Linked DNA regions of Mus musculus: region 1 is linked to region 2. A link is a contact called in ENCODE Hi-C or POLR2A ChIA-PET data. All regions are on one chromosome and are shown on one strand. Each heading gives the region's core, a stretch centred on a gene start or an enhancer-like site at or near the end of the contact. The rest is flanking DNA. Distances are from core to core; before and after follow the strand shown. Region 1 overlaps Casc3 (cancer susceptibility candidate 3). Region 2 overlaps Med24 (mediator complex subunit 24).

Region 1 (5,297 bases), core at 345-2,844, 110 kb before region 2:
CATTGTTTTCTCTGTCAAATACTGCACAGTCACAGTTTTTCCTGATTGTAAAAACAAACAAACAAACAAGAAAAGAGAAAAAGAAAACTAGCTAAGCATGTCTTGAAGAGCAGCACTCCTCCATGGCCTTTGCCTCAGCTCCTGCCACCAGCCCCCCCCCCCCCCCCCCCCCCCGGCCTGACTTCCTTCAATAATAAACAGTGACGCAGTAGCGTAAGCAAAATAAACCCTTTCCTCCCCAAGTTGCTTTCGGTCACACCACCAGTCTTCTTTTACAGCAATAGTAATCTTAACTATGACAGTGTCTGTGTGAGTGATGGTGGTGCCCTAAGAGGTCATAAAAACGTCATGAGATTCCCCCAAGCCGGAGTTCCTGTCAGTGTGAGCTGCCTGCCTACCATGGTGACAGGACTGAACCTGGATCTTCCGCTAAAGCAGCAAGTGCTCTAACCACTGAGCCACCTTGCAGTCCCTGGTTTCATTCTTTAGTGTCCAGCTCTGCAATCACTGCACTGCCTGGCAACAGAAAGGCTGAGTTCAGTCTTGGCATTCTAGATGCCAGATGGTACCAAGTGCCCTCAGGAAAGGGATGAGATATGCTGTCCAGGAGAAGACCGCATTCCTTAGCACAGCTGAGTAAGTAACACATGGGGACACCCCAAGATATAATGCAAGACACTGATCCTTAAGGAAACTGAAGAGAGAGCCAAGCATGGCTTTCCCAAGGATCTCTGAGTCAAGAGACTGAGGATCATATAGTCTAGGCCAAACAGGGGCTACAGTGAGATTCTACCTTAAACAAAACAAAAAAGCCAAACAGGGTCATGCTTGGTGGTACATGCCGTTAGTCCCAGAACTCAGGAGGCACAAGCTGGTAATATCTGTGAATTTGAGGCCAGCCTTGTCTATAGAGCAAGTTCCAGGTCAGTGAGGGCTATCAGTAAGACACCCCGTGTCAAACAAAAACAAAAACCAAGAAACAACTCTGAAAATAAGCAATGACAAAACATTACATAAGCTGTAGTTCCAGTTCTTGACCACCAAGGGGCGTCCTAGTGCCACGAAGGAGAACCAGAGGCATTGAAATGCTCTGACAATTCTTTTAACATTCTATTTCCCCTTACCACAGTCCTGAGTGAATAAAGGATGTAAACCCAGGAAACATAGGCATCTTACCTGCGTGTTAGGATACAGATGAGGAGGTGGAGGAGGTGGCAATGCTCCCGGAGCATAAGGGTAATTGGGGTTACCAAAATTCATGACACCCGGAGCAGAAAAGTAGGTAGGAGCAAGCAGTTGCTGGGGCGGTGGCTGTCCTGGGGACATGGACACTGGTGGTGGGTAGAGACCCGGGTTGGGCAGAGGTCCTGGTGACTGGTGGGGATGTAAACCTGGGCAAAAAAAGGAAAACAAAAACTGTAGACGAGGACATCATCTTTACGTTGAGATGGCTTAACTTGAACCCCAAAGCACACAGGCCAGAGGGTAGTCCTTAGAATAGGGTTTAAAACGGAGTTTGCTGCATAAGCAGCCAGGGCCGTGAGCATCCGACAGCATGACGGTATTGAAAAGACAGCGTTTGTAGAGTCCTAACCCTAACCCTGGTGTGCTACACCACGACACGAGAGGAGCGCGCGCAGGCTTACCTGGGTGGGGAAGGTGCATTTCCGGCTGTACGATCATGCCCTGTGGGGGCAGTGGGGCAGGGCTGTCACCATGGGTATAGATTGGTCCCTGGAACTGCACTGTAAGAGATATGGAGATTCTTACAAACCCTGACCCTTCATACCACAACAGCAACTCTTTCTGTCCTGCAGACCTTTAAGGTTCTAAGTTTCTCATATGAAGAAAATAGCAACTAGACAATGTGAAATGACCACTGCGTAGCCGGAAGGCTTGTCACTTAATTGCCTTTAGATTTAAGTAACAACTCACATGGATCATAGTAATGTCCCTCCATGATACTGATATGCACAGGAGGAGCAGGGGGCTCTGGCACAGGTCTCTGCCGCTGGGATGAGTAACGCTTAGCTCGACCACTCTGGACGCCCTGAAATAGAAAGAGCTGACTAAGAGTCCAAAGGGTGATCCTCACACCAAGTCCTACCTGCTTTATGTTGTACGACTTAGTATATGGAAGTGTTTAATAAGTGTTCATAAAATGAGCAGAAAAAATTGGTGAAAAACAAAAGCATTTAAACCTAAACACTCTACACTTCTGAGGTCCCAATTAAAACAAAACAAAACCCCAAGAGTAATCAACAGAAAAACTGCTATCAAGAACTTACATTGGCTGGCACGGCAGCCTAATCCTGTTATCTCAGAACGTGGGAATCAAAGGCAGGAGGACTATTAGTGTGAAGCTAACCTGAACTATATAAAATTCCAGGCCAGTCTGCATTAAAGGATAAGGGACCATCTTTAACAATAAAAAGATTGTTTTGGCTTTAACAGAGAACAAACGTGGCCATCTGAATGAAGACAATCCAGATCTGAATGCCTGGTCCCCAGTTAGCAGAACTGTTTGGGAAAGATTAGGAGGTATGTCACTTGGGTAGGCTTTGTGGTTTCAAGACTGGGCCATTCTAGGTGTGCTATCTCAGCCTCCTACTTTTGGATCAAGATGTAAACTCTCAGATGTACCCACTGCCATGTATCTTTGCTCTGCCACCGTGGCCTCTAACCCTTGGAACTGTAAACCCAACCAAGTGCTTTCTTGTATGAGTTGCTTTGGTCATGGTGTCACATTAACTAGGTCTGGACGTGGTGGTACACATCTCTAGTATTTGCAGTTGGGAGGCAGAGACAGACAGATCTCTCATAGTTTACACAGAAAGCTTCAGGCCAGCCAGAGCTAAACAGTGAGACTCAACACTTTCTTCTGATAGCACTGGAGGTCAACCAACGGTTCAAGTATTCTCTACCACCAAGGTGCACAGCCCCAGTCCTCCTCTTCCCACTTCTGTACCATTTCTTCCATCCGGTTAAACTGAGGTGGGGGTCCTGCTCCCATGTGGATGTGGTTAGGCACACCTGTAATACACCAACAAGTCACTGGTTGAGAACAGATAACTGTGAACAGGATTCATAGGTACCATCAAGAAAATAACAAGTGGCCGGGCGTGGTGGCACACACCTTTAATCCCAGCACTCGGGAGGCAGAGGCAGGCAGATTTCTGAGTTCGAGGCCAGCCTGGTCTACAAAGTGAGTTCCAGGACAGCCAGGACTGCACAGAGAAACCCTGTCTCAAAAAAAACCACACACACACACACAAAAAGGAAAATGAAAATAACAAGTGTATTCATCCTTTAAAACTGTCTGCTTAACTTGTTAGTCTCTGTGTAGCCTTCATTGTCCTGAAACTCACTCTGTAGACCAGGCTGGCCCTGAACTCAAGTTCTAGGTGATCCAATGCCCTCACATGTAGTGTATACACATCTATTCAGGTACATGTGTGTACATACCAAGCACATAGGGACATAAAATAAATAAATGTTTTAAACTATCTACCGTCAATTTGAACATCTTTAGATAGCAACAAAGCCCTTAAAAAAAATAACTAGCAAATAAACTCAAATGCAATTTTTTTCCTACTAAAAAAGGTATTTCCCTATACAGAAACCTTGGGAAACTGTAGCATATTATTAAACATACTATAACATGCTGGCCTAAGTGTCTCCTAATGATACTAGATATGAAAAAGAGATTATATTCTCTCTGGATAAAAATTACTTAAAATTGGGCTGGTGAGATGGCTCAGAGGGTAAGAGCACTGACTGCTCTTCTGAAGGTCCCGAGTTCAAATCCCAGCAACCACATGGTGGCTCACAACCACCCGTAATGAGATCTAATGCTCTCTTCTGGCGTGTGTGAAGAGAGCTACAGTGTATTTATGTATAATAATAAATAAATCTTTAAAAAAAATTACTTAAAATTAAGACATGGCTAAGTGGTTAAAAGCACTCATGGCTCTTGCAAAGGACCAGATTTGATTCCTAGCACCTATGTGGTGGTGGTGGCAGCTTACAATCACAAGTTATACTAGCTTTAAGGAATTCTATCCCCTCTTCTGGCCAACAAGAGCACCAGACATATATGTGGTGTACAAATATACATGCAGGCAAAAATATTCATACACATAAAAGTAAATAAATTCCCCTAAAATTTATTTATTTATTTATTTATTTATTTATGTGTATATGTATCCATGTATGTGCTTAAAGAGGTCAGAGAGGTGTTGTGATGGTTTGTAAATGCTGGGCCCAGGGTTTGACACTATTAGAAGGTGTGGTCTTGTTGGAGTAGGTGTGGCCTTGTTGGAGTAGGTGTGTCACTGTGGGTGTGGGCTATAACACCCTCCTCATAGCTGCCTGGAAGCCAGTCTTCCACTAGTAGCCTTCAGATGAAGATGTAGGCCAGGTGGTGGTGGTGGTGGTGGCGCATGCCTTTAATCCCAGCACTTGGGAGGCAGAGGCAGGCAGATTTCTGAGTTCGAGGCCAGCCTGGTCTACAGAGTGAGTTTCAGGACAGCCAGAGCTATACAGAGAAACCCTGTCTTGGAAAAAACAAAACAAAACAAAAAACCCAAAACAACAACAACAAAAAAAAATAATTGGTTTTAGTTTAAAAAATGTTTTATAGACAGTCTCCCAAATATATTGGAAAAGTATCAGTATGAAAAGTATACTTCTCTGTTCAGAGATCAACTAACTCTAGTACTAATAGTTTACACCAATTTTTGGTACTCAAAAATCACCTGCACCAGCCCCGAGATTCCTGAGCTGAAAGTCTGTTTTCTGACAACTAGCTTTCATGGTACCAGCAAGCACCACACAAGCTTCTGAAGACCGACCAGCACCGCACAGATAAACCAAGGGAGTAGTACTCGGTGATTGGGCTTCAGACCCACTCAATAAGAGGGAAATCTAGCCAACTACTCAAGGTAGTGAAGTCATCTATCTTTTTTTTTTTTTTCGGTTTTTTCGAGACAGGGTTTCTCTGTGTAGCCCTGGCTATCCTGGAACTCACTTTATAGGCCAGGCTGGTCTCAAACTAAGAAATCTGCCTGCCTCTGCCTCTCAAATGCTGGGATTAAAGGCGTGCGCCACCACCGCCCAGCAAAGTCATGTATCTTGAAGGAGAATCTACAACCACCTTTTTACTAAACCAGCACAATCCCTAACTACAGTCTACATATTTGTCCTTAGACCACAGATCACTGTAGTCTTGACCTCCCATCAAGGAACCTTCGCTTTGCAACAGATGAAGACCATTACAGAAAACCACATCACAACCA
Region 2 (5,488 bases), core at 2,061-4,560:
TGAGCTCCGTACCCCTCAGCCTACTAAATTACAAGTTTAAATCTGCTCAGAACAAATTAGTTCTATCAAGCTGGTTCTCTATGGTGTTGAGTATATTTACTAACAGAAATGTGATGGCAAGGTAAAATTTTTTTAGATTGCATAAATAGAACTCAGTTACTTGAAGCAATGAAAATTTCCTAAGGACAAGTCCAAGGCCTGGTGCTGGAGAAACAGATATGAATGTACAATTATCTATATCTACAAGGAATTTACTGTCCAGATAGACTTTCTAAAATATGTATTTTGGAACTCCTACTTAAATGAGATCTCATGATGAAATGACTTTGGAGGCTATTGCTTGTGCACCTCTGGGAAGGGGGCGTGTGCACCATGGTGTGTGGAAGGAAGGCAGAGGACGTGTTGGGGGTGGGGGTGGGGGTGGGGTCAGTCCTTCCAGCTTCTGGCTTCTGGGAATTGATCTCAGGTCATCAGATTTGGCAGCAAGAGTCTTTACTCACTGAGTCAGCTCTCATTGTTTATAAATGCATTATGGTTCTGAGAAGTCTTACAATGAGGATTATGTAATTATCTATGTTTTTAATTTAGGTTTTGAAATCATATATCACACAGAAGGTGTGTTCATGTGAAAAAGATTCCCTGTTTGCAGTGTGGGGGTAGAAGCCGGGGCCCCTTAAGTACATGCTGCTACCGCTGAACGGCTCACCAACCCCTGTAACGGGTCTTGGTGTCTCCAGGAAGCTTTGGAGCACTGTGATTCTCTACAGTAAAGAACTTGCTCTTTTGTGCTGACTAGCTCTGTACTGAGGGTCGTATGCTGGAGGAGTAAAGTTTATTGTGGCCAGAGAGATGGCTCAGTAGTCAGGAACACTAGCTGCTGGCTAAGCACAGTGGCGCACGCCTTTAATCCCAACACTTGGGAGGCAGAGGCAGATGGAACTCCGTGAGTTCAAGGCCAGACTGGTCTACATAGTGAGTTCCAGGACAGCCAGGGCTGCACAAAGAAACCCTGCCTCAAAAAAAACCAAAAACTGGTCACCTGTCCCAGTCTCAGGGGAACCCATGCCCCTTTTGACTTCCTGGGCACTGCATGCATGTAGCACAGGCATATATGCAGGCAAAACACATGTACACATTAAAATATAATATATAAATAATTAATTAAAATATAATAATTTTTAAAATTATGGAATTATTTTACAGTACTGGGATGAAACATGTACATGTTAGGCACATACTCCACCACTGAACTACACACCGAACACGGGGAGCCAGAGTTTTCCTTTCATTTCTTTGTTTTTGATTTTTGAGCCAGGGTCTTACTATGTAGCCCAGGCTGGCTTTGACCTTTACAGCAGTCCTGAGTGCTGGCTCTCAGGTTCAGGTGTATGGCTGGTGACTTTCTTGCTAGCAGAGCAGGGCAGATCTAAGGGTATGCTTTCATGTATTCACTCTACAAATGTCAGGACTGCGTGATTACTGACAGTGGTTCCCTGATCCGTGGAGGCAGTAGGCGCCTCTTGTTTCCTGGAGAAGATGTTTGTCAGTCCTTGTCCAAATCAGATAACTCACACCCGTGTCTCTGCTGACTCAAAGCTTTGCTGTGACGGTCAGACTGATGTCACATTCAAAGACTCAGTGGGTCTTTAGTCTTAGCCTCCCAAGTAGCTGTGACTACGGGGGCTGTCACTGTGTCCTCCATGGTCACTGTTGTAATTTTTCTGGTGCTGGGGCTTGAGCCCCAGGTCTTGCTCATCTTGGCAGGTACTCTACTGCAGTTCCCTGCCGAGCTACACCTCAGCCTCCACTCATCTTTTTGGCTGGTGGGTTGGTTGGTTTTGTAAAGACAGGGTTTCTCTGTGTAGCCCTGGCTGTCCTGGGACTTGCTCTGTAGACCAGGCTGGCCTCAAACAGAGCTGCCTGCCTCTGCCTCCCCAGTGCTAGGATTGAAGGTGTGTGCCACCACCGCCCGGCACAGTTAATCTTGATAAAAGGAGCAATGGGCCTGATTAGTGTAGAGGCTCAAATAGTTCACATGCACACACCCGCCTCTGTGCTTCAGGTTGAAATTAGGACACATGCTAGGCCGGCACTGACCACCGAAGTGCATCTTCAGTCCAGCAGAGTCACGTCTCCACCCTTGCCTAGCAGGCGTGGGGCTGAGCTTCATCCCCAGGACTCCCTGACCCCATACAAGACAAGACCGTCATTCTGGGTGATTCTTTTGCCCACTAGTGGCCAGTTGAACTTCATTTAGTTTTGGAAAGGAACAGCATAAAGACAAGGCAGGATGCCTTTGGGTACTCGAAACCCTCTCATTCGGCTTATACGCATGCCACTTGCACTGAGTCTGATGGAAGCAGCGATAAGGACAGCACATGTTACTGTGGGCCTTTTAATGAGCTGAGGAAACCTCTTGAAGGGAAGGGGTTGGGGACCTCACGCTGTGGCAGTTTAAGCATCAGTGCTTGCCCCTCCCAAGTAGATGACTTGTCTCAACGTCCTGTGTCTTCCTTCTTTCTAGATGGTGTCCTGCTCCTCTGTGCTCACCGCCATCAGTAAGGTATGACTGTGGCTCTCAGGAGCTGTGGGAGGGGGCAAATAAGGCTACCAGCCTGGCCACTCAGGTCATGTGTCCCCTGAGGCTGGATAGGCAACACCTGATGCCCCCCGCCCAGGAAGGAGGTCCTGGAAATTAGGAACACATTTCCATGTGGCAAGTCTGTGGCCCAGGGCTTGGGGAGGAGAGGTAGCAGAGCTTGTGAGAGGTAGTGCTGAGCCCCCTCCATTGCTCGCTGTTCTTTCTGCAGTTTGATGACTTTTCCCGGGACCTGTGTGTCCAGGCTCTGCTGGATATCATGGACATGTTCTGTGACCGACTCAGGTGAGAGATGGATGTGGAAGCTCAGAGCATTGCATCATCCTTTCAGTGCCGAGGAAAGCCCAGAGTCTAGGGGACGGACTGAGACCAGCTCTGGGTCCCAGGCTGCTTCTGTCTGCCTGCCTTCCCACCTCCAGCTTCTGTTTCCTTAAGACAAAGTGCCTCTTCTCTATTTGGAAGAGCTACTCTAAGATCTCGTCTAGTGGAAGCTGGCTAGACTAGGTGTCTTACCTAGGATTCTGCCAACTTTCCAACTCTGTCCCCTAGTAGTGTTGTGCCAGAGACTCTGGGGGAACATTGGTGTGGGTTGGATTTCAGCTTTTGGAATAGATACAAATTTTCATCCTTTTTGGGTAGTTGCCACGGCAAAGCAGAGGAATGCATCGGGTTGTGCCGAGCGCTCCTTAGCGCCCTCCACTGGCTGCTTCGATGTACAGCAGCTTCTGCGGAGCGACTCCAGGAAGGGCTGGAGGCTGGCACTCCGGCCCCCGGGGAGAAGCAGCTTGCCTTGTGCTTGCAGTGCCTGGAGAAGACCCTCAGCAGCACCAAGAACCGAGCCCTGCTACACATCGCCAAACTAGAGGAGGCCTGTATGTCCCCTGACTCCCCCACACCCTGCCTGCTGCTGCTTCTGTAGCTGGTCCTTTGATTGAGAGGGGAGAGGCAGGATGCCATCCCACTTCTTTCTAGAAGGATCCGAAATCATCCCACTTCCTTTTTTCTCTCCCCATAAGCATTGCATACATCCCAGGGACTTGGGCAGGGTGGCACCCGAGCCAATCAACCAACAGGTATTTACTGAGCCTTCTCGTGTGTCCAGCACTGTGCCAGGTGCTGGAGGGGGGGATGGGGGCTTCCAAAGGAGCATGTGGCAGGGTCCCTGCCCTCAGCAAGCTTACACACTGGTGGGGAGTAAGATTGGAATGCCATGCGCCTGGAGAAATTGGAGGACAAGACAGGCACGTCGTCTGCTCTTGTCTGTCTTCATGTTGCTCGCCTAGAAGCAGATGACTCAGGTGTGACCCGGAACTTCAGTTAAACTCAGTGCCTGTCAGCCATGACTGGATGCTGTTCTCTCTTAACTCAAGTTCTGTTAAGCATTGGCACCTTACAGATTTATAGGAGGGAAGTCTTCATGAGTCCTGAGCCCCAGCAGCTAGGGCCACCTAAGGGTTCTCCATTGACAGGAATGCTAAAATAGGTGACACCCATGTCTTCAGGGCTCAGTGGGAGAGGTTGTTAGGGGATTAGTCTCTCTGGGAAAAGTCCAGAAAGAGACCGATCACTGTGTCAGAATGGGCTGCTCGGACAGCTTTTCTTCATCTGCTTTCTTGTTAGTGTTGGCAGTGCCTTGCCTTCCTGGGCACTTGATAAATGTTTATTGGTAGAAAAGTAGATGAATACTTCATTTTGATGGATCTCAGGTCTCAGTTGTCTTTCTCTTGTCCCTGTGCTACATGGAGGTTAATTGGCTAACTGGTGCCGTCATTCATCATTTGACCCTTTGGGCTTGTAACTAGGATAAGTGACTAGTAATTAAATACTAAGTATGTGCTGTAGACCGTGAGTGCGGCCATTTAAGAGAGTGTCCAGTGGGCTCCACCAGCTGGGTAAGCTATTCAAAGAGCAGAAACTCAAAAGCTGTGTTGGCAAGGTATTTGGAGCTAGAGTAGAAGTGACTGTCCCCGCTTGGCCACTGGATGCTGTACCCACCCCTGTGCCTTGCTCCCATTGCTTGTGTGTCTCGAGTCAGTTGTGTGTAGTCACTGGAAGTCAGGCCCTTGGTATGGTTGCTAGGGGGGTCTTTGTTCCCGGTGCCTACTCCCCTTACCCTACCCTCAGGACTCTGCCTCCTCGTCCTCAGAGGTTCCTTGCTGGATGCTTTCACGGTCCAGGGAGCGCCACGGTCGGGGAGTGTGGACCACGCCCTGCCTCTCCTTCCCAGCAGTTTCTGCCTTGCTTTTTCTCCACCAGCCTCCTGGACTGCCATAGAGCATTCTCTTCTAAAACTTGGGGAGATCCTGGCCAATCTCAGCAACCCCCAGCTCCGGAGCCAAGCTGAGCGTTGCGGCACACTCATCAGGAGGTTAGGTTTCTGCCGGAGATGGGAAGATGGGCTCCATGGTCTGTGTGTGTGTGTGTGTGTGTGTGTGTGTGTGTGTGTGTGTCCCGCTGTCTCCTCAGTTCCCAACACGTCCCCAATGGTGTCTCTCTTCAGCATCCCCAGCATGCTGTCCGTGCACTCCGAGCAACTGCACAAGACCGGCTTCCCCACCATCCACGCACTCATCTTGCTTGAGGGCACCATGAACCTGACCGGGGAGATGCAGCCCCTGGTGGAGCAGCTGATGATGGTGAAGCGCATGCAGGTAGGCGTGGCCAAGCAGGGTGGGTGGCCACTTGGGCTAAGAGGGAGTAGGCTGGTACTTAAGAGGAATAGCTCTTTTTTTTTTTTCTGAGACAGTGTTTCTCTGTGTAGCCTTGGCTGTCCTAGAACTCACTTTGTAGACCAGGGTGGCCTCAAACTCAGAGATCCACCTGCCTCTGCCTCCCAAGTGCTGGGATTAAAGGCGTGAGCTCTTCTTGATTCCCTGGTGGACCACAGAT

Evidence for each region. Hi-C counts contacts between places; a loop is a spot of excess contacts on that map. ChIA-PET counts read pairs that join two places held with the same protein, here RNA polymerase II (POLR2A).
Region 1: a map of v-Abl transformed pro-B cells shows a loop between it and region 2 (2.8-fold over the local background). The contact joins two enhancer-like sites. A Hi-C loop is called at or near these places in 10 of 37 maps with a recorded cell type or tissue (adrenal gland, gastrocnemius, heart and 2 more). POLR2A ChIA-PET finds 5 or more read pairs at or near these places in 1 of 5 experiments (Patski).

The regions. Positions count from the first base shown.
Region 1 is chr11:98,825,308-98,830,604 of GRCm38, reverse strand. Casc3 (cancer susceptibility candidate 3) reads right to left here. Exons shown (of 14, transcript NM_138660.2): 8 at 2,969-3,033; 9 at 1,936-2,050; 10 at 1,647-1,745; 11 at 1,177-1,391. Among named protein-coding and RNA genes, the nearest start is that of Rapgefl1, 8.8 kb to the left of the region's middle. Within about 2 kb of position 1,594, at least 1 of the 3 ENCODE cell types and tissues checked has a DNase peak (open chromatin) inside an H3K27ac peak, as active enhancers do.
Region 2 is chr11:98,715,893-98,721,380 of GRCm38, reverse strand. It overlaps Med24 (mediator complex subunit 24), which reads left to right. Exons shown (of 26, transcript NM_011869.3): 4 at 2,525-2,563; 5 at 2,811-2,884; 6 at 3,239-3,471; 7 at 4,856-4,967; 8 at 5,100-5,250. It also overlaps the pseudogene Gm31252. Among named protein-coding and RNA genes, the nearest start is that of Med24, 11 kb to the left of the region's middle. Within about 2 kb of position 3,310, at least 1 of the 3 ENCODE cell types and tissues checked has a DNase peak (open chromatin) inside an H3K27ac peak, as active enhancers do.